2 separate regions of the Homo sapiens genome follow, and region 1 is linked to region 2. A link is a loop called in an ENCODE intact Hi-C map of the cell type or tissue named here. Cell type or tissue: CD4-positive, alpha-beta T cell. All regions are shown on one strand. Links, peaks and the distances in the headings refer to the core of each region. The heading gives the core; the rest is flanking DNA. Region 1 overlaps ZNF449 (zinc finger protein 449). Region 2 holds the start of SMIM10L2A (small integral membrane protein 10 like 2A).

Region 1 (12,156 bases), core at 1,811-4,310, 71 kb before region 2:
CATACATCAACCCAAAGCATCAGTAAATTGCTCCATGGCCTGAAGGCCAATTCTAGCCATACCCTGTTTATCTGTATACTCTGTATGTAATGGTTTTTTTATCTTGTTGAAAGGTCATTGAAAAAAAGAGGAAGGAGAAGAACTGACAGTGAATGTGCCCCACAGTGCCTAAAATATTTACTATTTGGCTCTTTATAAAGTTTGCCAACCCTGAATCAAGTCTAGAAGGAATATAAAGGAAAAGAAACATAGTTTGTTATAAATTGATAGGGATTTGTACATATATGTGCTTGGGCCTGACCGAATGTCATGAAGTTGTCAGATGTTTGCATCTATGCTTAGAATCATTGTGAATGGGACAGCCAGAAATTCAGACTGATAAAGCTCAAGTACTACGAACAGTGTTGCTCCTCGTCATGTGATTTTCCAAAATGGCATACGACTCTAGGTAAATCTGAACAATAAGCAGTGTAGTCTTTGCTTTTCACATTAGTGCATTCCTAGAAAATTTCATTTGTGCTGAAACTATGCAAAACAAAACAAACAATTGTACTTATTTGACCAACAAGGTGGGGTTCTTGACAGGTTCTTTTTACTCACATGAATGTTTGAGTGGGACATTCCACACTTGGTAGGGACCTAGAACAATTCTGCATTGTAAATTATGTTCCATTAAATTCTGATAGCCACCACCTGTCAGCATATCCAAAACTCCCCATGGGGACAGTGGCACTGTCTGCCATTCAGAATGACTGTGTAAAGCCTCTTTTCAGAAGTGCCGTGACTGAGAGAGGGCAGTATCTTTGGGAAAAGGGAGCAGGAGCTTCCAGATGGGCATCAGGGATACTCCAGTCTTGTCTATGGGGGTTCTCTGCAGGAGCTGTTAGCTTCAGGGCTCCTGAACAGGAGTCTTCTGAAGTTTTCTGTCTCCCTAGGGTACTTGGGTTGGTGGTTGCCCTTCCTTTCTCTGTCTCCTTGGTTTTGTTTACTATATAAGATTTTATCTTCATGTGGTCTAGACATTTGCTGCTGAATACAGTCACTACTAGTCATGTACAGCTCTTGAGCCCTTGAAATATGGCCAATACAAATTGAGATCTGCTGTAAGTATGAAATACACACCACATGCAGAAGACTTGGTATGAAAAAAGTAGGTGAAATATCTCACTAATAATTGTTCATATTGATTACATGTTGAAATCCTGATTGTTTGCACTGGATTAAGTAACACGTACTATTAAGATTGGCCTTACTTTTTAAAAAATTTATTCATATGGCCACTAGAAAATTTAAAATTACATGCATGATTCTCATACAATTCTACTGGGCACTGTTGGTCTAGACTTGAGAGTGATGGTTCTGGCATTTCCCCCAGGTTGATATGCATGACATGCTCTTGGAAGAACTGGCACCAGTGGGAACGGCACACATACCACCAACCATGCACCTAGAGTCACCTGCACTCCAGGTAATGGGACCTGCCCAGGAGGCCCCAGTAGCAGAGGCATGGATCCCACAGGCAGGGCCACCGGAGCTGAACTATGGTGCTACTGGAGAATGTCAGAACTTTCTGGACCCTGGTAAGGCAAGGGTTTCTCTCCTTTCTTTTGTTTCTGTTTTGAGAGTTCAGGAACTCTCAAGGGTTGGGGTTGGGTTAGAAACACCAATTACTCAATGGAAATTGACCACTCAGATAAAGAAGAGGAAAAAGTCTCTCTGGGAATAGTAGGGAACAAAGCACTTTGGATAGAACCCTGGGATTAGGAACCCTTTAAGCTAATGACCCTGATAAGGAGTCTTTTGATCAAGAATGTTACACAGGAAAACTATGGGAGTTTGGATTCTGGATAAGGACTCATTTCTCAGCCCAATTTTAATCAACAGGAACTGTGATGTGGTGGGCCCCAAGGGCCTCGGTTGCTTTTATGGCATCAGAGCCTTATTCAAACTTAATACTTTAGTAATATAGTCTATTTAGATCCTGTAAGATCAACCACTTACTGCAGTCTAAAGGAAATATCTACCTCATTAAATCAAAACCTATTACAGTGTTTTTCAAACTGTAGTAAGCAGACCATTTGCAGCATGAACACCACAGGTGCATGTTTAGCAAGCTCTGCAGGTGAGTGCTACACACACTAAAGTTTGAGAATCACTGGCCCAGACACCACAGGGATTAGTTCTAGAAGGAGAAAGTCCAAGTGGAGAAAGGCAGCACGATCACATAGTCCAGTTGCTCCTATATTTTATTCCCCTTTGGGGTTTTCTATTTTTTTTTTTTTTTTTTCTGAGACGGGAGTCCTGCTCTGTCGCCCAGGCTGGAGTGCAGTGGCGCAATCTCGGCGCACTGTAACCTCCACCTCCCAGGTTCAAGTGATTCTCCTGCCTCAGCCTCTCAAGTAGCTGGGATCACAGGCATGCACTACCACACGTAGAGACGGGGTTTCACCATGTTGGCCAGGCAGGTCTTTAACTCCTGACCTCAGGTGATCCGCCTGCCTTGGCCTCTCAAAGTGCTGGGATTACAGGCGTGAGCCATTACACCCGGCTTCTCCTTTGGGGTTTTCTTACCCAGTGTTCCCTGTACCTCTTCTACCCCTCACATTAAAGCTTTGGCCCGAGTGTGGCCAGAATCCTCTCCCCGACTCCCCCAGGTACTGTTTCAACATGTTCGCACGTTCAAGAGACTGTTAAATACTGAGACCACAGAAGACACATAAAAAATGAAAATAAGAACTGTCCAAGTTATAAAATATAAATGTCTGATCCATCCATAACTAGCTCAGTACCCAGGATTAGGAACCATGCCCCTTTCCACATCATATTAATATCATTTATTCATTTGTACACTATCTACGAGCACCTTTGAGGAGCCAGACACCATGCCAGACCCTGGGGATTCAGTAGCACACAAGGTTGGAAAGCAGCTCTGGTCATCTTGGAGATTACAGTTCAGTGGACAATTCAGATATGTTAGTAGGACGTTTTGTCCTGTATGTAACAGAAATCTGACAGTAAATGGTATGTTGGGAGGAATAGGATGCCCAGGAGCATGGAGGAGGGCCACCTAACCAGCTTTTGGCTGAGAGGGAAGTCTGGAGGAAGGAGGATCTGGGTTAAAACCTACAGGATGGATCAAAGTGAGCCTGTGGAGTGGTGTACATGGGAAGCGGAGAGGGCTGGGATCAAAAGCAACAACATGTGCAACGTTCTGAAGGCAGAGAGAAGACCTCCTGCTGCAGTGCAAGGGACATAGAAGAGCAGTGGGGCAGGAGTGGCAATAGAAGAGGCTGGAGAGAGAAGCAGGGTCCTGGGTCACGAAGAACTTGCAGCCTCATGGAGAAGTCACACTTGATTATCAGGGAAGTGGGGAACCATTTTGAGGTTCTCCAGTACCAGAATGATACACACAAATTTGCATTTTAGGAGATTATTCTGGCTATAGTAGGAATGGATACATACTACTGAAAGCAGGGACCCCATTTGGGAGGTTGTTGCCATCATTCAGGTGAGAAGATGTTGTTCTAGAGCAAGGGCATGTTGGTGATGATGGAGTGAAAATGTAATTCAAAAGATACTTAGCAGGTGTGAAATATAGAGCTTGGTGATTGGGTGTCAGGGTGATGGAGAAGAAGGGAGTAAGGATGGAATCCAGGTTTCTGGCCATTGAACTGGGTAGATGGTAATGTTATTCACTGACATGACAAACAAAAGAGGAAGATCAGATTCGGTGGGTCAAGTTGAGTTTAGATTTGAACATACAGAGTTTGAGGTGCTTATGGGTCTCCAGCATATTTTTAAATAAAAGTGACAAAAGAGGAAAACTTTACAAGTATGCATATTGTGGTCAAAGCAGAACTATATATTGCCATTTATGTTCCAAGCTTTACATCATCTACATTTCATAGTCTATTGAGGAATTCTAAAAAAAAAAAAAAAAAAAAAAAAAAACAAAACCGGGTTTATGTGTATATGCCTGGAACAAGTAGTAAAACTTAGCTAGTAATATTTTGAAGTATAACTCTTTCTGCATTTGCATTCTGATTCTCCATGTTAATTCGCTCCTTTTGTCAACACTGCAGGTACAAATACCACATAGTAGCAATATTTATCTGGTGTTAATATTTTGCTCTCTAAAGCACATGGAAATCTAGTATATTTAACAAAGGATAGGTAGAATTAATTAATTTAACAGATAAAAATTACAAATTGGAGGACAGGAAATTATCCTTTTCTTATCACCGTTTAAAGTGATATATTATGCTTTGAAAAATGTTGCAAGGCTTATTTTATTATTTAAAGGTTACTTAAACTTTTACTTTAAACAAAAGTATATTTGATGTATTACATGAAATACATTCTATTGTGGACTGAATGGAAAGCACAAGATGCCAGCTGAGTGGAAAAGAAATTCAAAAGTAATGGAAGAAGTCAATTGATTTTATATTAATGTTTGGAACCTATTTCCTATGAGCAAAAAATTAGGTTGTTGAGTATATATGAATTGTGCATATATATTTTTTCATGTAATATAACTGAAAACACATATACACATTCATTGCAAAATAAAAGAGAACTTAAGTGAACAATATAAAGTGACCTAAGGAAGACATAAACTTTAAAACAAAATCCCTTATTTGAATTCATGCTGGACACTTTGATGCCAGAGATAGGCAATAATATTAGAATGTATGCAATCAGAAAGAAAAGAGGCAAGGAGACGCTAGTCTTAAAAACATAAAATATATCATGCTTATCTTTGAAAATATGGAGTTCAAAATTCGTACACCAAAACTGGATTGCATTTTGAGTTGTCAAAGCTTTGGGTTTTTCATTTCAATTGATGAGGTTTCATTTGGAATGTGTGTGAAATGTAAAAGATCACATCTTTTTGGTGATGAAGAATATGAGAGATGAAAATTTAAAGTAAAATACAGGACAAACAAATGCTGTCTAGAAAGCATCAGAAGATTCTTATAACTTAAACTTCTTCAGATTATTCTACTATACCAAAAAATTTACCATAAGCTAATATCTAACCCCCAACTATAGTAATGACATTTCTTGGTGTAGTGAAGCTCTTACGAGACAGTCTTTGCTAATGGGGTTTAATGAAGCCATTCCCTGAGTTTAGGATGGGGGGAACATTCAATGAAGCACCTTCTTTGTTAATCTCCAATTGCTTTTCCCTCTTTGCATGGGATAGCTATTGAAGGGCAATTAATTATCCCCGAAACTTAGCAGCTTAAAGGAAAAAGTATTTATCATGTTACTATTTTTGAGAGGAATTCAGGAGTGATCTACTAGATGTTTATGGCTCAGAGTCTCTCTTGTAGTTGTTGTGAAGATGTCATCAGGGACTGGCAGGATGCCTCAATTCCTTGCCAAAGGAATTTCTCCATAGGTTACCTAAGTATCTTTATGATGGGGCAGCAGGCTTCCCCCAGAGCAAAGGATCCAAGAGAAAGCAAGGAGGATGACACAATGTCTTTGATAACCTACCTACATACCATACTTATACCATATTCTGTTCATTAGAAGAGTCACTAAGTCCAACCCACACTTAAGTGAAGGAAAAGGAAGTTCCACCTCTTGAAGGAAAGAATACCGAAGAATTTGGGAGCGTATTTTGAATCAACCATGCCTGGACTTAATAGCCTTTTACTTAAAAAAAAAATCAAAAATAATTTCCTTTTTTTTTCTTCAGTTAATTTTTCCTAAGTAAAATTTCTTCACTTAATTTGGTCAAATATAATATACCTATGATGGATCTCTTAGCTATAGCCAGAGGATGAGTTTAACATCCTGGGCAATATGTTATTGTCACTGGAAAACTAATATTCTAGACTATGGTCTCAAAACCAGGAGAGATGATTAAATTTAAGGTAACAGGCTTTGGTTTCTATCTGTAGGGCCCTCCTTTTTTCCTTTTATTTTTAATTGACATGTAATAATTGTACCTATTTATGGGATACAGAGTGATATTTTGATATGTGTGTACAATGTGTAATGATCAAATGAGGGTAATTAGCATATCTGTCACCTTAAACATTTATCATTTCTTTGTGTTTCTCATTCCTGTGGGAGCTAAAAAAGAAAATGAGCTCACAGAAGTAGAGTGTAGGGCCCTTCTCTTTTTACTGACCAGCAGTTAATGTTTCTTCTATTACTGTAAAACCACTCATCCAATAATAGTTGCTTTACAGATAGCTTACATTGAGGGTAAAGAAAAGAGCTCCTTGACAGAAGTAGGCATTAAGGCCTGCTTTTTTATTGCCACTCAACATTGACCCAGAAGCCATGGAGCCAAACTAGAAAACATTTGGAGAATACTTATATATGCGGGTATTGATATGATAAATTTCTAGAATTGGAATTGATTGATTAATGGGCATTTAAAACTTTAATAGATATTGTCAAATTGACTTCTGAAATTATTGTACCAATTTATCCTCCCACCACAATATATAGGAATGCCAAATTCTGCTCATCTTCACTTATCTTTGCTATGTAAGAGCCATAACTGTTCTCGCTATGTTGGCCAACAGAGTAGGGCAAATATCTGTGGAAACCCTTTCAGTAAGTGTCAGTTTTATTCAGCATTGGTGGTGGTATTTTATTCAATATATAAGAGTAGAGGATGGGAACTGATACCTAAAGGTGAGACATGGGTCAAAAGTGAATGGGAATTGGTTTTAGCTGACATGGACTGTGAAAATAAGGTTGAGAAATGCAAATAAATTGGTGACAGTGTCCAGAAGTATCTGAATATTACTCAGGACCACAGGGTTGTGGTGGGCTGTGCTACACATATAAGAAGTGCATTAGGTTGGCATCCATGAAGAAGCTCAACTATGAGCACCATGTTCTCACATCCAAGGTGTAGAGACTGTCCTGATGCACCCAATTTGGGGCCAAGCTTTTTGAAAGCTGGCACCAGGAGTATGATGCTGGGGACAAGGAACCAAAGCAAAAGTACTCAAACCTCTGTAATTTGGTGCTGTACATAAGGTAGCAGCTAGACTTGAGGGCCAATATGGGAAGCCCATGAGACACAGCTGCCTGGTAGTAACACTTCTGACCTTAGATCTCATGGGTACCAGATTCTGCTTCCAGGGCTACTTTTAGTCCTTCAGCTAGGTCGTAGAGCTTCTTTTACCCAAGGAGCAGGTGTCTGGGCCTGGTTTTGAAGTGATATTTGATTAAATCTATAACCTTAAGAGTTTCAAATCTGTGCTCTGTAAGATGAGAATAGCCATATGAACAATTCCTGTCATTCCCAAAACTGTTTTTCTGGCTTTCATATTGAGATCTCCTGGGCCTCCAGGCTTCTACCACCCTAAGCCTTTGCTACTTGCTGCTCTCCCCAGTTTCAATTCCTTCTCACTTCTGCTTGATGGCAGCTTTCTTTAATCTATGAACTCCAGTTTATTTTTTTCCACTAACTTTTAAAAATTTTTTTTTTAATTTTTGTGGGTACATAGTAGGTGTATATATTTATGAGGTATATGAAATATTTTAATACATTGCATGCATTGCATAATAATCACATCATGGTAAATGGGGTATCCATCTCCTCAAGTATTTATCCTTTGTGTTACAAACAATCCAATTCTACTCTTAGTTATTTTTTAAATGTATAATTTCTGTTTTTTTGGGGGGGCCTCTTCCACCACATCATTCAGTTATCCCACTCCTGGGTTTAAACCAAGCTTTGTTAACAAAATAGTGAGTTTATAAAACATTTTATTGGAAGTGTATTTTATATTTCTTAATCTAAAATCTATTGTTTTTTTCCCTGTGAAAATGTAAAATAAAGTATTTTACACCACTTCCTAGGATTTGATATAATGTACTGAAATCTAAATTTTACTTCAGATTAATGTTAGCCAAACTAATTTGTTAATATCATTTAATGATGTCAATATTTAAATTTTTTTTACATTTACATCTTTTTAAAATAGCGTTATTGAAATATAATTCACATACCATACATTGTCACCCCTTTGAAGTGTACAATTTAATGTTTTTTGGTATATTCACAATATGTACAACTGTCACCACCCTGTACCCTTTAGCTATCACTTTTTGGCCCCCATCTCTCCCACTCCAAAGCAACCACTAATTTACTTTTTGTCTCTGTAGATTTGCCAATTCTGGATATTTCATATAAATGGAATCATACAATATGTGGCCTTTTATGACTAGCTTCTTTCACTTAGCATATTTTCAAGGATCAACTATGTTGTAACATGTATCAGTACTTTATTCCTATTTATGGTTGCATAGTCCATTGTGACATTATACCACATTTTGTTTATTCATTCAACAGCTGATGAACATTTAGATTGTTTTTATATTTTGGCTATTATGAATGATGCTGCTATAAAAATTTCAGTATGACATTTTGTATTTATGTATGTTTTCATTTTTCTTGGGTATATACCTAGGAGCACAATTGCTATGTCATATGGTAACTCTATGTTTAAACTTCTCAGGAACTTCTAGACTGTTTTACAAACTGATTGCACTCTTTTACATTCCGACCAGCAGTGTACAAGCACTCTTATTTCTTCACATCCTAGGCGACATTTATTATTATTATTTGACATTTTTATTCTAGCCATCCTATAGGTATGAAATAGTGACTCATTGTGGTTTTGATTTGCATTTCTTTCTTTGAAGAGTAACGATGCTGAACATGCTTTCATGTGCTTATTGGTCATTTGTATATTTTCATAGACCTATTTAGTCCCCTTGCCCATTTTTAATTGAATTATTTGTCTTTTTATTATTGAATTGTATGTGTTCTTCATACAGGTGACCCTTGAGCAATGTGGAGGTTAAGGGTGCTGACCTATTGTGCAGTTGGAAATCCATATACATAACTTTTGTTTCTCCCAAATTTAACTACTAATAGCCTACTGTTGACTAGAAGCCTTACTGATAACATCAATGGTCAATGAACACATATTTCATATGTTATATTTGTTATATATTGTATTCTTACAATAAGTAAGCTAGAGAAAAGAAAATGTTATTAAGAAAATCATAAGGCAGAGAATATATTTATTATTCATTAAGTGGAAGTGGATCATTATAAAGGTCTTTATAGCAACACAAATGAACTAAGACAGTGTGGTACTTCCATAAGAATAGACATGTAGATCAACAGAATAGAGGAGAGTTTAGTCTTGCTGTCTCAGGGCTGTCAGAGGTGGAAGGAAATCTGCCTGTAAGTGTATTTGTGTAGTTCAAACCCATGTTGTTCAATGGTCAACTGTGTATTCTAGATAAAAGTCCCTTATTAGACATATGATTTGCCGGTATTTTCTCCCGTTCTGTAGGCCATCTTTTCACTTTCTTGATAGTGTCCTTTGTAGCCCAAAATATTTTTTTAATTTTGATGAAGTCATATGTAATTGTTTTTTCTTTTGTTGTTTGTGCTTTTGATGTCTTATCTAAGAAATAATTGCCTAATCCAAGGTCACAAAAATTTTCTCCTGTGTTTTCATCGAACAGTTTTATAATTTTAGCTCTTACATCTAAGACTTTGATCTATTTTTCATTAATTTTTAATAGGGTGGGAGGTAGAGGTCCAAATAATAATTTTTTCCCGTGGAGACATCCAGGTGTCTCAGCATTATTTGTTGAAAAGGCTATTCTTTTTATATTGAATATCCTTGAAACCCTTTTCAAAATCAGTTGACCACAGGACAGGTATATGGATTTATTGCTAGATTCTCATTTCTATTCTGTTATGTTTAGTTGGTTTATAGTATTTTCTATGTCTTGTATTATTGATCTTCTGCCTAGATTTTCTGTCTATTAGTGCAAGGAGTTATTGAAGTGTCCAACTACTATTGTTAAATTATCTGGTTCTTGTACTATTTCTGTTGAGTTTTGTTTTATATATTTTAGTACTCAGAAATTAAGTGCATACATGATTATAATTGTTATATCTTCCTGATGGATTGATATTTTTATCATTATAAAATGATCCTGTATATCTTAGTAACAGGGGTTTTTTTGTTTGTTTTAATGCCTATTTTGACTGGCTCTCTTGTGGTTGCTACTTGTATGATATATCTTTTTCCATCCCTTTACATTCAATCGGTTTGTATCTTTGAATCTAAAGTATACCTCTTATAAACAGTATATAGTTGGATCTTTTCAATCCAGTCAGACCTTCTCTGCTTTCTGATTAAGTCATTTAATGTATTTACATTTAATTTCATTTGTGATATGGTTGGATTTATATCTGCCATTTTGCTTTCTGTTTTCTATATGCCTCAAGTCTTTTTTGTTCTTCTATCCCTCTTTTACTGCTTTCTTTTTCATTAAGTAAATATTTCTCATGTAATATTTTACTTACTTTAATAATTTTACTACTTTTATTTCTTTAGTGGTTGCTCTAGGATTTACCATGTACATCTTATCATTGGTTTCAAAGTTATACTAACTTAATGCCAGTGAGATATAGAAATGTTTCTCCTATGTAGCTCTGTTCTCTTTTCCCCCTTTTTGTGATATTACTATTATACATGTTACATCAAAAATGTTTTAAACCCAAGAATACATTGTTATAATTATTGCTTTATATAATTTTAAGACTCTTAAGAAGCTGAAAGAAGAAAGGAAAATACATATATATTATAACTTTTGTTATATTAGCATTGTTTATCATTTCTGGTTTTCTTCATTTGTTCCTGTGGATTTGAATTACCAACTGGAGTCATTTCTTCAGTCCCATACACTTTGCTCTTACCCACCTCATTTCTGCTGTTATTGGGAAATATATTACATTTCTATATGTTGTATGCCCAGCAATACACTATATACATATTTTTATACAGTTGCCTTTTACATCTTTTAACAAAAGAAAGAAGCAATACTGTCTTTTCTCATTACGTAATTATTTTTACTTGTGCTGCTTTGTCATGTGGATTCAAATTACCATTCATTTAGATTATAAGTCAGTATTTTGTACCTAAGCCTTTGCTATTCTCTCCTATTCCAAGTTTCAATTGAAACTCCATCTTTTACTTCACAGCAGCTTTCTTTTGATCTATTACCTTGAATTTTATTTGACCTGTTTCATATTACCCTGTAATTTCACTCTTAGCTTTGAAATCCAAATGAAAACAAAATAGTGAATTTAAACAGCACTTTTATTTGAAATTCAGCTTTAGTTTCTTAATCTTAAAAAGGAAATTTTTTTTTCATGAAAAACTAAAACAAGGTATTTTAGCCCACTTCCTCTGCCTTGAATATAATGTTCTGGAATTTAAATTTTACGTCAGATTAACATTAGTCAAACTAAATTCCTAATGTCATTTTAATAATACTAATATTTAAACATCAGCCTACATTTAGATATCAAATTAGTAATTTACAGCCCACATTTCATTGAAGACCAGTAAACTTGATCAGAGATAAAGGAGGAGAATAAGGGGCTCAGAAAAGAGGATGTAAGCAACACCAGCTGTCAATGAGGAGAGGGGTGGTCAGACAAGGCGAGAGTGAGTGGTTGGAAACTTCACCTGGTTGTCCTTAGATTGACACTTTGAAATACTATTTTGTAGTCATTTTGGGTTATAGTCATTTTCACCTGTATAAGTTATCTGGGCTAATTTTAAGAGAATCCACTTTTAGACTTCAGCGGAAACCAACATAAATGCTGCTTTTGCTAGGTTCAACCCAGTTCAATTTTCGTTTAAATTCAAAAGACTCCACTGAAATTTTTCCAGTAAACACTTTACTACTTTCACCTCTCTTTCTTCATTTGGCACTCAATAGCAGTGTTTCCCAGTATTAATATGGCAAAACTTTATGAAATTTACTTTATATTTTAGCTCTAACCTAAACAAATCTAGTATCAAAATAGATGCTGAAATGATTTAGTGCATTGATTTCAGCACAGAATTTATTCACTCACCTTCCATAGATTAGAGAATAGCTTTGAATTGAACACCACCTCATTTTCATTTTGCTCTTATCTTTTAAAGAAAAGACTGTTGTAAGAGACTCAGGTGAAGTAATAGTAATGGAGAAGGAAGTAGATACTAAGAGGCTATCTGTCCAAGAAATCAGCCTAAATTTTGGAAAAACCTTTGATGAGCCAAACTGTAATGCTTCCCATCTTTCTTCTGGCCA
Region 2 (12,156 bases), core at 6,233-8,732:
CAAAAAGTGGGCGAAGGATATGAACAGACACTTCTCAAAAGAAGACATTTATTCAGCCAACAAACATATGAAAAAAAGCTCATCATCACTGGTCATTACAGAAATGCATATCAAAACCACAATGAGATACCATCTCACACCAGTTAGAATGGCGATCATTAAAAAGTCAGGAAATGACAGATGCTGGAGAGGATATGGAGAAATAGGAACATTTTTACACTGTTGGTGGGAGTGTAAATTAGTTCAACCATTGTGGAAGACAGTGTGGCGATTCCTCAAGGATCCAGAACCAGAAACACCATTTAACCCAGCAATCCCATTACTGGGTATATACCCCCCAAATTATAAATCATTCTACTTTGAAGACACATGCACATGCATGTTTATCGCAGCACTGTTCACAATAGCAAAGACTTGGAACCAACCCAAATGTCCAGCAATGATAGACTGGATAAAGAAAATGTGGCACATTTACACCATGGAATCATATGCAGCCATAAGAAAGGATGAGTTCATGTCCTTTGCAGGGACATGGATGAAGCTGGAAACCATCATTCTCAGCCAAGTAACACAAGAACAGAAAAGCAAACACTGCATGTTCTCACTCATAGGTGGGAGTTGAACAATGAGAACACATGGACACGGGGAGGGGAACATCACACACTGGGGCCTGTCGGTGGGTAGGGAGCTATGGGAGGGATAACATTAGGAGAAATACCTAATGTAGGTGATGGGTTGATGGGTGCAGCAAACCACCATGGCACATGTATACCTATGTAACAAACGTGCACGTTCTGCACATGTATCCCAGAACTTAAAGTATAATAAGTAAATAAATAAATAGAAACGAAACAAATGACTATAATGACCAGAGAAGGAATAGAGACAATGAAAAGTTACCTTTACTGAACTTTATATATATTTATACCAGTATAAAAAATAAAAATAAACATTATAGTACAAAAAAGGAAAAAAACACTACATGTAAATCAAAATGGAATTTTTACAAAATGTTCAAATATCCTACAGGAAGGCAAGAAAAGAGAAACAGAGGGATAAGAAACAAAATGAACAAACAGAAAGCAAATATTAAAATAGCAAACTTAAGCCCTAACATATCAATATACTTACTTTAAATGTAAATGATATAAGAATAGCAATGAAAAGACAGAAATTGACAGTGGATTAAAAAAATAACCCAACTCTATGCTACAAGAACCTCACTTCAAATTTTTACGAGATTTCACAGATTTATTCATTTTCAAGCATGGTTTTATGCTTCTTATAAAAAAAATATGTTTTCCGGCCGGGCACGGTGGCTCACGCCTGTAATCCCAGCACTTTGGGAGGCCTAGGCGGGTGGATCACCTGAGGTCGGGAGTTCAAGATCAGCCTGACCAACATGGAGAAACCCCATCTCTACTAAAAATACAAAATTAGCCGGGCGTGGTGGCAGGTGCCTGTAATCCCAGCTACTCGGGAGGCTGAGGCAGGAGAATCGCTTGAACTCGGGAGGCGGAGGTTGCAGTGAGCCGAGATCGCGCCATTGCACTCCAGCCTGGGCACAAAGAGCAAAACTCCGTCTCAGAAAAAAAAAAAAAATGTTTTCTGAGGACTACACTGAATTTTATTTTGTATGAATAAGCCAATTACAAAAAGACAAATATTGTATGATTCCACTTATATGAGGTGCCTAGAGTAGTCAAATTCATTGAGACGCATAGTCGAATATTGGTTTTCAGAGCATAAGGGCAGGAGGAAACGGGGAGTTGTAATTTTTTTTTATCTTTTGCAAGATAAAAAGAGCTATGGTGATTGGTTGCAGAACAATGTGAATGTTCTTAACATTACTGAACACTTAAAAACAGTTAACGTGATCAATTTTATGCTATGTGTATCTTACCACAATCCTAAATTTTTTAAATAAAGGAAACAAAAAATGAGACAACTGAGAAACTTTTTTCAAAAAAACAAACAAAACTCCCTAAAGTTAACATCATATCTAGTGGTGAAAGACTGAATGCTTCCCCCTAAGATCCCAAACAAGTCAGTGATGTTAGTTTTTCACCACTCTTTTTCAACCTAGTACTGGAAATTGTATCCACTGCAATAACACAAGGAAAGGAAATAAGGATTAGGAAGGAAAAAATAAAACTGTCCCAATTTACAAATGACATTAGTTAGAAAATTCCAAGGAATTGACAAAAAGACTCCAAGTGATACTCCAAGTGATACCAAGACTCCAAGTTTGGGGGAGGTCCCCAAACACTGGTTAGACTTTGACCCCAGCTGGTGTCCACGCTCTTGACACCATTGCAAGAAGGAATGCAAGGATAAGTCAGAAAAGAGTGAAAGTTCAGTGATTTATTGCAAAGCAAAAGTACACACTCAAGAAAGGGGAGTGCAGGCATACTCAGAGTGAGTCATGCAATGGAATTTGGGGCTTCTACCTTTGCGGGTCTCTTTAATCAAGGGGTGGAATATTCACAGAGATTCCCACAAAAGGTTAGAGATTTCTTGAAACTGTGGCACCACCCATTTTTACACCAAATATGGGTGTTCCTGGAACTGTCCTGGTGCTAGTGGATGTGTGATTTACTATGTTAATGACGGTATAATGACGTCCTAGGTAACACCTAGGTCAAATCCAGCACTGTGTTGGGTCCAATTGGTCTTAGCCAGCTTGGTCCATACCCTGGTTTTTTAGGGTCTAATCAGCCCCTAGCTTCTGCTGCTATTTCAGCAGTTTCCTTTTGCTAGTCATCTGAAACTGTTGTCTGGAATTTTCTATTCTTCTGCGACCACACTGCATTATTCCTGTCTCACAAGAAGTAAGAAAAAAAGTTCAGCTAGGTTGCAGGATACAAGATGAACAAAAAAAAAATTATCATATTTCTACATACTAACAATGAACAAGCATGTGGAAACTGAAATTAGAAACATAAAATCATGTATAATTGCTTCAAAGAAAGTGAGTACTTAGGAGTATATTTAACAAACATATATAGGATCTGAATGCTGAATATTCTACAGTTTTGATGAAATTAAGAATATCTAAATAAATGAAGAAACATACTGTGTTCTTGGATTTGAAGAATCCACACAGAAACTATGTCAATTTTCCCCAAAATTGGTCTTTAAATTGAACACAATTTTCAGCAAGCCTTTTTGTACCCATAGATCAGCTTATTCTAAATTGTATATGGACAGGCACAAGCCCTAGAGTAGCTAAAGAAATGTTCAAAAAAATAGAGAAAAGTCATGCTACCCCATTGATGTGGTCTGGATGTGTGTCCTCGCCCAAAACTCATGTAAAATTGTAATCCCCAATCTTGGATGTGGGGCCTGGTGGGAGGTGATTGGATCATGGGGGTGGTTTCTCATGAGTGGTTTAGCACCATCCCCTTGGTGCTGTTGTCATCATAGTGAGTTCTCACGAGATCTGCTTGTTTAAAAGTGTGTGGCACCCCCCAGCCCGCTCTCTCTCTTTCTCCTGCTCCACCCATGTGATGTGCCTGCTCCCCCTTTGCCTTCTGCCATGATTGTAAGCTTCCTGAGGCCTCCCCAGAAACAGAAGCTGCTATGCTTCTTGCACAGCCTACAGAACCGTGAGCCACTTAAACCTCTTTTCTTTATAAATTAGCCAGTCTCAGGTATTTCTTTATAGCAGTATGTGAATGGACTAATATTCCCATATTAACACGTACTATATCCAAACAGTAATAAAGACAGTGTGGTACTGTAGAAAGAATAGACACATAGGCCAATACAACAGAATAGAGGACATAGAAAGAGACCCAAGTCCGATTTTTGACAAAGATGAAAAAGAAGCTCAGTGGAGGAAGGATACCCTTTCCAACAAATTGGGCTCTAACAATTAGACATCCATAAATGAAAATTGAACCTGGACCTAAACCTCAAATATTATACCAAAGTTAACTCAAAGTGGGGCACAAATTTAAATGTGAAATATAAAACTACAAAACTTCAAAAAGAAAACGCAGGAGAAAATCTTTAGGACCTAGGGCTTGGTAAAGAGTTCTTACACATGACATCAAAACCATGATCCATAAATAAAAAGGACCAATAAATGGTACTTCATCAAAATTTAAGTCTTTTGCTCAGATAATGCCCTTAATAACAGAATGAAAAGACAAACTACAGAATGGGAGGAAAATTTGCAGACCACATATCTGTTAAAGGACTCGTATCTAGAAAATATAAAGAAGTCTCGAGATTTAAGCATAGAAAACAGTCCAACTAGAAAATGGCAAAAAACATTTTACCAAAAAGGATAAACAGATGGAAAATAAGCACATAAAATGATTTTTCACCTTCATTATTGGTATTTGCCGAATCATATATCACTATACGCCTATCAAAATGTTTAAAATAAAAAATAGTGATAACACCAAATGCTGGCAAGGATGCAGAGAATCAACACACTCATAAATTACTGGTGGGAATATAAAATGCTAGAGCCACTCAGGAAACAGTTTGGTAGAGTCTTACAAAACCTAACATGCACCTTATGACCTAGCAATCACACTTAGACATTTATCCCAGAGAAATGGGCATTTATCTTCACGCAATAAGCTGTAAATTAATATTCATAGCAGCTTTATTTCTAATAGCCAAAACTGGGAATACTCTGGGTGAATGGTTAGACAAACTGTGGTACAACTACACCAAGGAGTACTACTCAGCAGCAAAAAGAAATAAAGAACTATTGACACTTCACACCCCCAACAACTTGGATGATTCTCTAGAGAATGATATTGAGTGAAAAATGTCAATTCCCAAAGGTTACAATGTTGTATCATTCCATTTGTTTAACATTCTTGAAATGATAAAATTATAGAAATAGACAACACATTAGTGGTTGCCAGTCATTAAGGAGGGAGAGCAGGATGGAAGCAGATTTGGTCAAAAAAGGGCAGCTTGAGGGAATTCTGAATAGGATAGATGGATTGTGTCAATATCAACATCCTGATTATGATATTGTACTGTAGTTTTGAAAGATATTAACCAGTGGAACTGGTTAAAGGGAACATGGGATCTCTCTGTATTTTTTCCTAAAATTGCATGTAAATCTACAATTATCTCAAGATTAATAATGTAATTAAAATATTAGTTGCAGTTCTATATATTAACAATGAACACATGGAAACCAAATGTTTGACATGTAATCAAACTCACAATACCACTAGCAGTCACTGCAAAGAGGATGAAATAAATCTAACATAATATGTGCAGAGTGGCTGAATGTGAGTGCAAAGAGGTAACCCAAAGGAGGTTTTTTTTGGGTAATGGAATACTTTTGTATCTTCATTGTAGTTGTGGTTACACAAATCTTTAGATGGTGTAAAATTGTTAGGACTATATGTGTGCACACCCACACATTAATGCAGGTTTAAAAAAATATTCCAAGTGAAATCAGGCCTGCAGTCTGGTAAACAGTAATGTATCAATTTCAATTCTTGATTTTGATGTTATATTACATCAACAAAAAATGTTACTGTTGAGGGAAGCTGGATAAAAGGCACAAGGTCTTTTTTGGTACTATTTTTGAAATTTCCTGTGAGTCTATAATTATTTACAAACAAAATGTTAAAAAATAAATGAGATGAGGCCAAGGAGAGGTTTCAGAAATGGCTGGAAGCAACAGGGTCTGCAAATGAATGGGGTTCTAGCCAGTCTGGAACAATGGGTTTCTATGTGCCTTAAGTCTATATTTCTATGGCCCTTTCTTTTTCAAATATTACTAATTTTTTTCATTGTATTATACAAGGAATATGTACAGACATACATTTGGACATACAGACATATAGAGCGAAGTAAAAAGTTTAAGTCTCCCTATTGTCTTAACCAGAACAATATAGAGCAATTTGATATATCTGCCCTGGCTTTTTCTTTTTTGTAGTAGAGGCAGTCTCACTCCATCGTACAGTGGCAGGATCATAGCTTACAGTAACATTGAACTCCTGGGCTCAAGCGATCCTCCCACTTCAGCCTCCTGTGTAGCTGGGACTACAGGCATATGCTACCACACCCCACTAATATATTTTATTTTTTTTTGTAGAGACGAGGACCTTGGTAAACAGGCCCAGCCTTAAGTGATCCTCCCATCTTGGCTTCCCAAAATGCCGAGATTGCACGCCTATAATCCCAGCAATTTGGGAGGCCGAGGTAAGCGGATAACCTGAGATCAGGAGTTCCAGATCAGCTTGGCCAACATGGTGAACCCTATCTCTATTAAAAATACTAAAAATACAAAAATTAGCCAGGCGTGGTGTCGCGTGCCTGTAGTCCCAGCTACTTAGGAGGCTGAGGCAAGAGAATCGCTTGAACCTGGGAGGCAGAGACAGCAGTGAGCTGAGATCATCAGCGTGGAAGACAGAGTGAGACTTAGTCTCAAAAAAAAAAAAAAAGAAAAGAAAAAAAAAGAAAAAAAAGAATAGAAAAGAGAAAAAGAAAGAAAAGAAAAACCACGCCCAGCCTCCTGCCCTGGCATTTTTTTTTTTGATGCATGTATACCCATGCATGGATGTGTTGCGTTGTTGATAAAATCGTGATGTCCACACAATAACCAGAATCCAGTGATTCTGGAACTGGATTTTTTTTTTCTTGATCATGTAGGTAGGACAATTGCTCAATCAGTGTAAATGGATCCGCTGCGTTCCTCAGTTACGTGGGATACCATAGAGATGATCAGGCGTGACGGTGAACAGGTATTTTGAGAGTTCTTAAATACCCACGTCAACCTTTGTTGTGAAAACTGGGATGGGGTTGGGTGAACCTACTTCTTTCTTGCCGACAGTTTTTCAAAAGTCATGACCATAACGAAGTGAGAGCATTTCCCCACATCATTAAAACAGTCTGAAAAAACGCTACTGGGTTTTGACTGGTTTACGTTTAATAAAGATTGAATGAAACCACGAAAGGGCTTTTAAGCACACTGGCAACAAACAAACAAAAAGGCCATAAACAAGAGCAAATGAAAACCCAAGACGACCTTGTGCAACCACCATGGCAAACAATGGATTAAGAAGAGTGCTTAGAAAGGGAAGGACAATGGGGAAATTCGCCAATAAAGAGATATACGTGACCAGCAAATATACCAGAAAGGGAAAAATGCACGCATGTGGGCTTGATGGCACTCTGTAGCGCAGTTACTGCACCATGCGAATTAAAGAAAGATATAATGGCTTGGCTGGCCAGTTTTCAGGGGAGACCGTGGGAGAAGGGAGGTGATATGAACAGGCAGAGGCTTCTGCACGTGCTTTCTATACAGAATCAGCGTAGCGGCCCAGATTGTCCTCCTCCACTGCCGCTCCACCCTGGGAAATGGTCTCAAAGCGATCCCTGGCAGCTCCGCCCTTCAATCCACTCCAGCCTCCGGAGGCGCCCGGAAAGAGGCGGGGCTGTGTGGGCGGGACGGGGCAGTGGGCGGAGCTGAGCCTGCGGGGCACGTCGAGCAGGCGGGGTCGCAGCGCTGACGGCCTCTCTGCGGCTCCCGGTTGGGGGCGTGGCTAAGCCAGCGGCGGACCTATGCTGGCCTGGGGGGGTTCGGGGTGGGGGTTCGGGGGGGTGGCCCCCCGCAGTGAGGAGGTGTGGAGGGGGCGGCGTGTGCGGGATCGTGGAGGTGGGGCCGAGGCAGCGGCCGCCTGAGCCCCGCTCGGCCTTGGGAACACGGGGGCGGGGCGGCCGCGGCTCTGGGCGACCCGCTGGGTGCACTAGTGCTCGGGTCCCACCGCCCTGAGGCTCGCGCTCGAGCGGGTCAGTCGGTCGGCGGGGCCTGCGCGGGGCCCGGGCCCATGGCGGCGTCGGCGGCTCTGTCTGCAGCGGCGGCTGCGGCGGCCCTGTCTGGCCTGGCGGTGCGGCTGTCGCGCTCAGCTGCGGCCCGAGGCTCGTACGGCGCCTTCTGCAAGGGGCTCACGCGCACGCTGCTCACCTTCTTCGACCTGGCCTGGCGGCTGCGCATGAACTTCCCCTACTTCTACATCGTGGCCTCGGTGATGCTTAACGTCCGCCTGCAGGTGCGGATCGAGTGAGCGCCGGCGGCGGCGGCGGCGAAGGCCCGGCTGAAGGGGCGCCCGTGTCCCCGCCCGCCCCCGGCCGGGTCGCCGGCATGAAGGAAAGCTGGGCCGCGGCGGGGGGCGGAGGCGGGGCGGCTCGGACCCCTGGACTCTAGACCTACGCCGCCAGGGCACGACGGCCCAGCCCTGGCCCCGGCTGCGGTCTCAGCCCGGGGGCCCTGGATCGCGCAGAAACGCACTGAATGGGCCCCTGCCATCGGGCTCCAGAAACTACCTGGGCTCGGCCGACCTGTTGCCTCATATTGGCCAAAGAGGGGGAAACCAGAAGGAGGGAATTCTGCTGCGGCGACTTGACTTTCCAGGCCCGGAGCAGAAAGGTAGGAGGCGACAGGTTGGAATGGGAGAGGGGCGGTGGCTCTGCCCTTCAGATGTCAGGGCGTGTTGGCGGTCAGGGGGAAGTATGGAAGGCACCGGGGCAAACCAGCCAGAAGAGCTGTGGAGCCCAGGTGGGGAAAGGAAAGGCAGCCGCAGGCTCTCCCCTCCTCCCCAGTCATGATTGCAGGATAGGGTGAGGGGCGGCCCCCTCCCGCCCACGCCCCAGTGCCTGCCTCCCTTTCTGCAGAGGCCCCCAGGGTGTCCCCTGAACCCTGAGGAATGGAGGGTAATGGGCTGGGGGCGGCCCCGGAAGGCCCTAGAGGAGCAACGATGCCCCCACCCTTCTCTTCCCCACCAGTCGGTGGGCATAGGGAGGACGGTTCTCTTCTAGGTTGAGCCCCATATCTGTTCTCAGCCCTCAGCCCTGGGTCTCTCTGCAGCTCCTGCACAGCCCTTGGCAAAACTGCCTCCTGCCCTGTCTTTGGGGCCAGAGGACTGGTCTCTGCCTGCTCCTGCTGTCCCTTATGTTCCCCTACCCCTACATGAGGGCACCCCCCAAGCTCTGCATTTGGAGACAGGGAAGAGTGGGAGAGACGCATTCCTACCGTCCCCTCCCCTAGTCTTGCTCTTCTGCCATGTCAGCCCATGCTCCCTAAGGCCCCTAGCTAGCAAGGCCCTCCCAGGGCCAGAGTCCCATCCTCCAGCCCCAGACGGCCTCTAGAAGCCTACTGTGTACTGAAGTGATCTGGGAAAAGGAGACCTGCCTGAGCACACAGCAGCTCTCAGCCTGGGGTGGGCAGAGCAGATGGAGGAGGGGCTTGCAGAGGAGGCCATTCCCGGGGGAAGCAAGGACGTGTCTGGTGGCCAGGCAACTGAGGTCCCCATCTCTTTCTTTCTCTTTCAGGCATTGGCATTTGTAGGCGGTGACCCGCCCCTTCTCTGGCCTTGCCAAGAGTCACATCCCTGCCCAGGGGCACCTCTGGCCCTGGAACTTGCCTGGGCAGAGGCAGCGTGAAGGGCCTGAACAAGAGGAGAAGAAGGGCCTTCCTAGTAGAGGCACAGCATGGACAAAGGCTCACAGGGGTGGGGGTGCCCAGTGATCGAGTCCTGGCTTGGGAAGGAAGGTCTGAGTTCCCTGGGAACTGAAATCTGCTAGCAGCACTGTGAGAGAGGTGTATTTCCCCCTCCTAATGACAGAGGAAACTGAGGCTTCAGGGAGGGGTGGATTTGCCCTTGACATGCAGATAGGAGGAGGAGGAACTGCGTGTGCCCCTGGGCCTGCAGGCCCCCACACCCCTCCCCAGTCTTCTTCAAGACCTGGCATGGTGGGAGGAGGGAGGGGGAAGTGGAGAGGGGAGCATAGGGCTCCTGGGGCACCAAGGGAGAGAGGGGCCCAGGGGTAGGGAATCTAGGAATGTCGCTTTCCTTGGAGCAGTACGGAAAGTCACAGGGAAGATCAGGAGGACGGACAGCTGAGATGGGAGACAGGAGAGATGAGCCCCAGGACCCCTGGGGAGCCAAGCTGTCCCCCACATCCTAGCCTCTCACCCCACCTGGAGCTTCACCAAGGGCTCCTCAGCAGTGAAGTGGCACAAGCCTCCCAGTTTGGTGGGCAAGTGGGGGTGATCTTGGTGTTGTGGCTCCTGGAGACACGACATAACCAGGAGGGTGAAGGGATAAACCTGGGGTGGGCTGGGGCTGAGACCCATGGCATGACCCCAATTCTCTCTCCTCAAGCTCGACCCCCCATCCCCAGGATCACACAGGAGAATCTCATCCTCACGGCTTGGATTGCTCCTGGGGGCCCCCTGGTGTGCTGCTAACTGGTGTACAATGCTCAGGAGCAGCCCAGAGGGGAGCCGGGAAGGGACCCTCGCCCTTACCATCTATCCCCATTTCCGCATCTCTTGCACTGGTACCCCGGGCGCCACGTTCTCAGTTCCTGGGACTGAAAACTGCAGCAGTCTGGCCAGCTCCAGGGACAGAGTGGCCCAGCCACCTACTATGTACCCTCCTCAGCTGCCCACTGGACTCAGGTCCTGAATGAAGCTGTCCGCCTGCCTCATGCCAGAAGCGGCTGGACAGTGGCTGCCTCATGACCCTTGCAGTCTCCCACATCCAGGGCCTGATGACATGCCCCCTTGTCCCAAGTTTCTTGGGAACCCCTGACCCTGCTGGCCCCTCTCATCCACCCCAACCCTATCCACCCTGGACCACCTCTGGGGGTCTGTCAGCCTGCTGGTCCCCCCAACAGATCTTTGGGGGCAGCCTCTATGGGACAAGAGTGACACAGGGCTGGAGAAGAGGAGTGAGGAGCCTCCTTGTGTCTGATGCACAGATGTGGCCCTTTCAAACCCTGGTGTCACCCTCTGGGTGACTGGATCCCCAGCTCCAGCCTCTTCCTGGGCCAGCCAGGAAGGCTGGAGGAAAGCTCTTTGCTGAGTGCATGCATGGGAGTGTGGGGGGTGACTGAGCCCTCCCCATGCAAGGGGCTTGGCCTGGGACCCTGGAAGCTGTTTCCCTACTGGGATAAAGTTGCGTCAGCCGCAGGGGTCTCTGCCCTCAAAGACCCCCCACTGCAGGGAGCCCCACCCCATAAGAGGGTCACGGAAGTCCATGTCCGCCCACCCCCAGTGGCTTCTGGTGTGGCCGTATTGGCCTAGAGGGGCTGACTGGGGAGGGTCAGGGCCAAGCCCTCAGCATCTGCTCCTGTCCCTGCTTTTTCACCCCTGCTGCCTGAAGTGGTAGCCCCGCCTGCTGCTTCTCCACCTCCCCTCCCCACCTCTTCTCTCCCAGATGGGGCCCTTGCTGCGTGACGGGGTCTCCATGCGCTTTATTTATTTGCAGTCTGTTTTCTAGGCGGTGGAGCTAGACACTGACCGGAATGACATACTTTTCTGTGTGTGATTCACTGTGTACTGGTCAGCACAGGCTGGCCAGAGAGCTGTTCTTGTTTCTGGTGTTGTCACGTCTTCTTGTTTTCTCTAAGTTTAAAAAAAAGTCCTTGGTTTAATACACTAAAATCCCAACTGGAGGCCTCCCGTGTCTGGTGGGGGTGATGCAGTGGCCCCGGGTGGAGAGGCCCCATGGTGAGGTCACCAGCTCCCATGGCCAGGAGTTGGCAGGGAGAAGCCTCTGAGGGCTAGGGCTGGGGGAGGCTGTGGCAGGGACCGTGTTTCCTGTTCAGAGGCTGTGCTGAGAACCGACTTGACCTGGACCACTGCCCCATGAGAAGCAGGCAGCATCCTAGCCTGGCCCCGAGAGGTAGCTGCTTGTTCTGTTGACAACCTTTGTTCAACGACCCAAAACATAAGTCCCTTTCCTTTTTAGAGTCTGGCGATCAAAAGTGTCTTAAGTCAGTAGAATCCTGAGGGTGGACTAGGGTGAAGTGAACTGAAACAGACTCGACACAGGTCATTTTGTGTAGCACTGAGACTCCTCTCCCTGCCTGAGGCCACCTCCCACTGCCTCCCTACCAGCAAGGTTACTGCAGAATCTTGGAGAAGATAAAGGACCTGGCCCTGGAAGCCTGCTTCCCTTTCCCAACCTTGGAAGCAAATTCTGTCCCATCAGAGCCCCCCTCCCTAGTGGCTCCCACCAGAGACCTCCCTAGTGGCTGCTGTAAGGGTTGGCAAGCAGGCAAAAGGCGGGGGAGGGAGGGCAGAGGGTAGTGTTAGAGGAAGCCCCATAGGGCCCCTGGGTGGGGGTGGGGAGGCATCCTGAGGACACAGGGCTATGCTCA

The links. Peaks named below come from ENCODE experiments on the same cell type or tissue, not always from the same donor. Only the 100,000 strongest peaks of a DNase experiment are listed, where the experiment ranks them.
Region 1: a loop joins it to region 2, with 6 times the contacts of the local background. A loop is called at or near these places in 40 of 110 quality-filtered maps.

Annotation. Positions count from the first base shown.
Region 1 is chrX:135,347,735-135,359,890 of GRCh38, forward strand. ZNF449 (zinc finger protein 449) reads left to right here. Exons shown (of 5, transcript NM_152695.6): 3 at 1,376-1,580. Among named protein-coding and RNA genes, the nearest start is that of ZNF449, 9.0 kb to the left of the region's middle. In CD4-positive, alpha-beta T cell, for the core only: no CTCF peak of the experiment used is centred there; no DNase peak of the experiment used is centred there.
Region 2 is chrX:135,414,315-135,426,470 of GRCh38, forward strand. SMIM10L2A (small integral membrane protein 10 like 2A) reads left to right here and starts at 7,630. Exons shown (of 2, transcript NM_203306.3): 1 at 7,630-8,416; 2 at 9,319-12,156. The coding sequence starts at 7,818. The coding sequence ends at 8,054. RefSeq lists a silencer at 7,691-7,920. In CD4-positive, alpha-beta T cell, for the core only: no CTCF peak of the experiment used is centred there; a DNase peak (open chromatin) is centred at 7,457; H3K4me3 peaks cover 1,073 bases.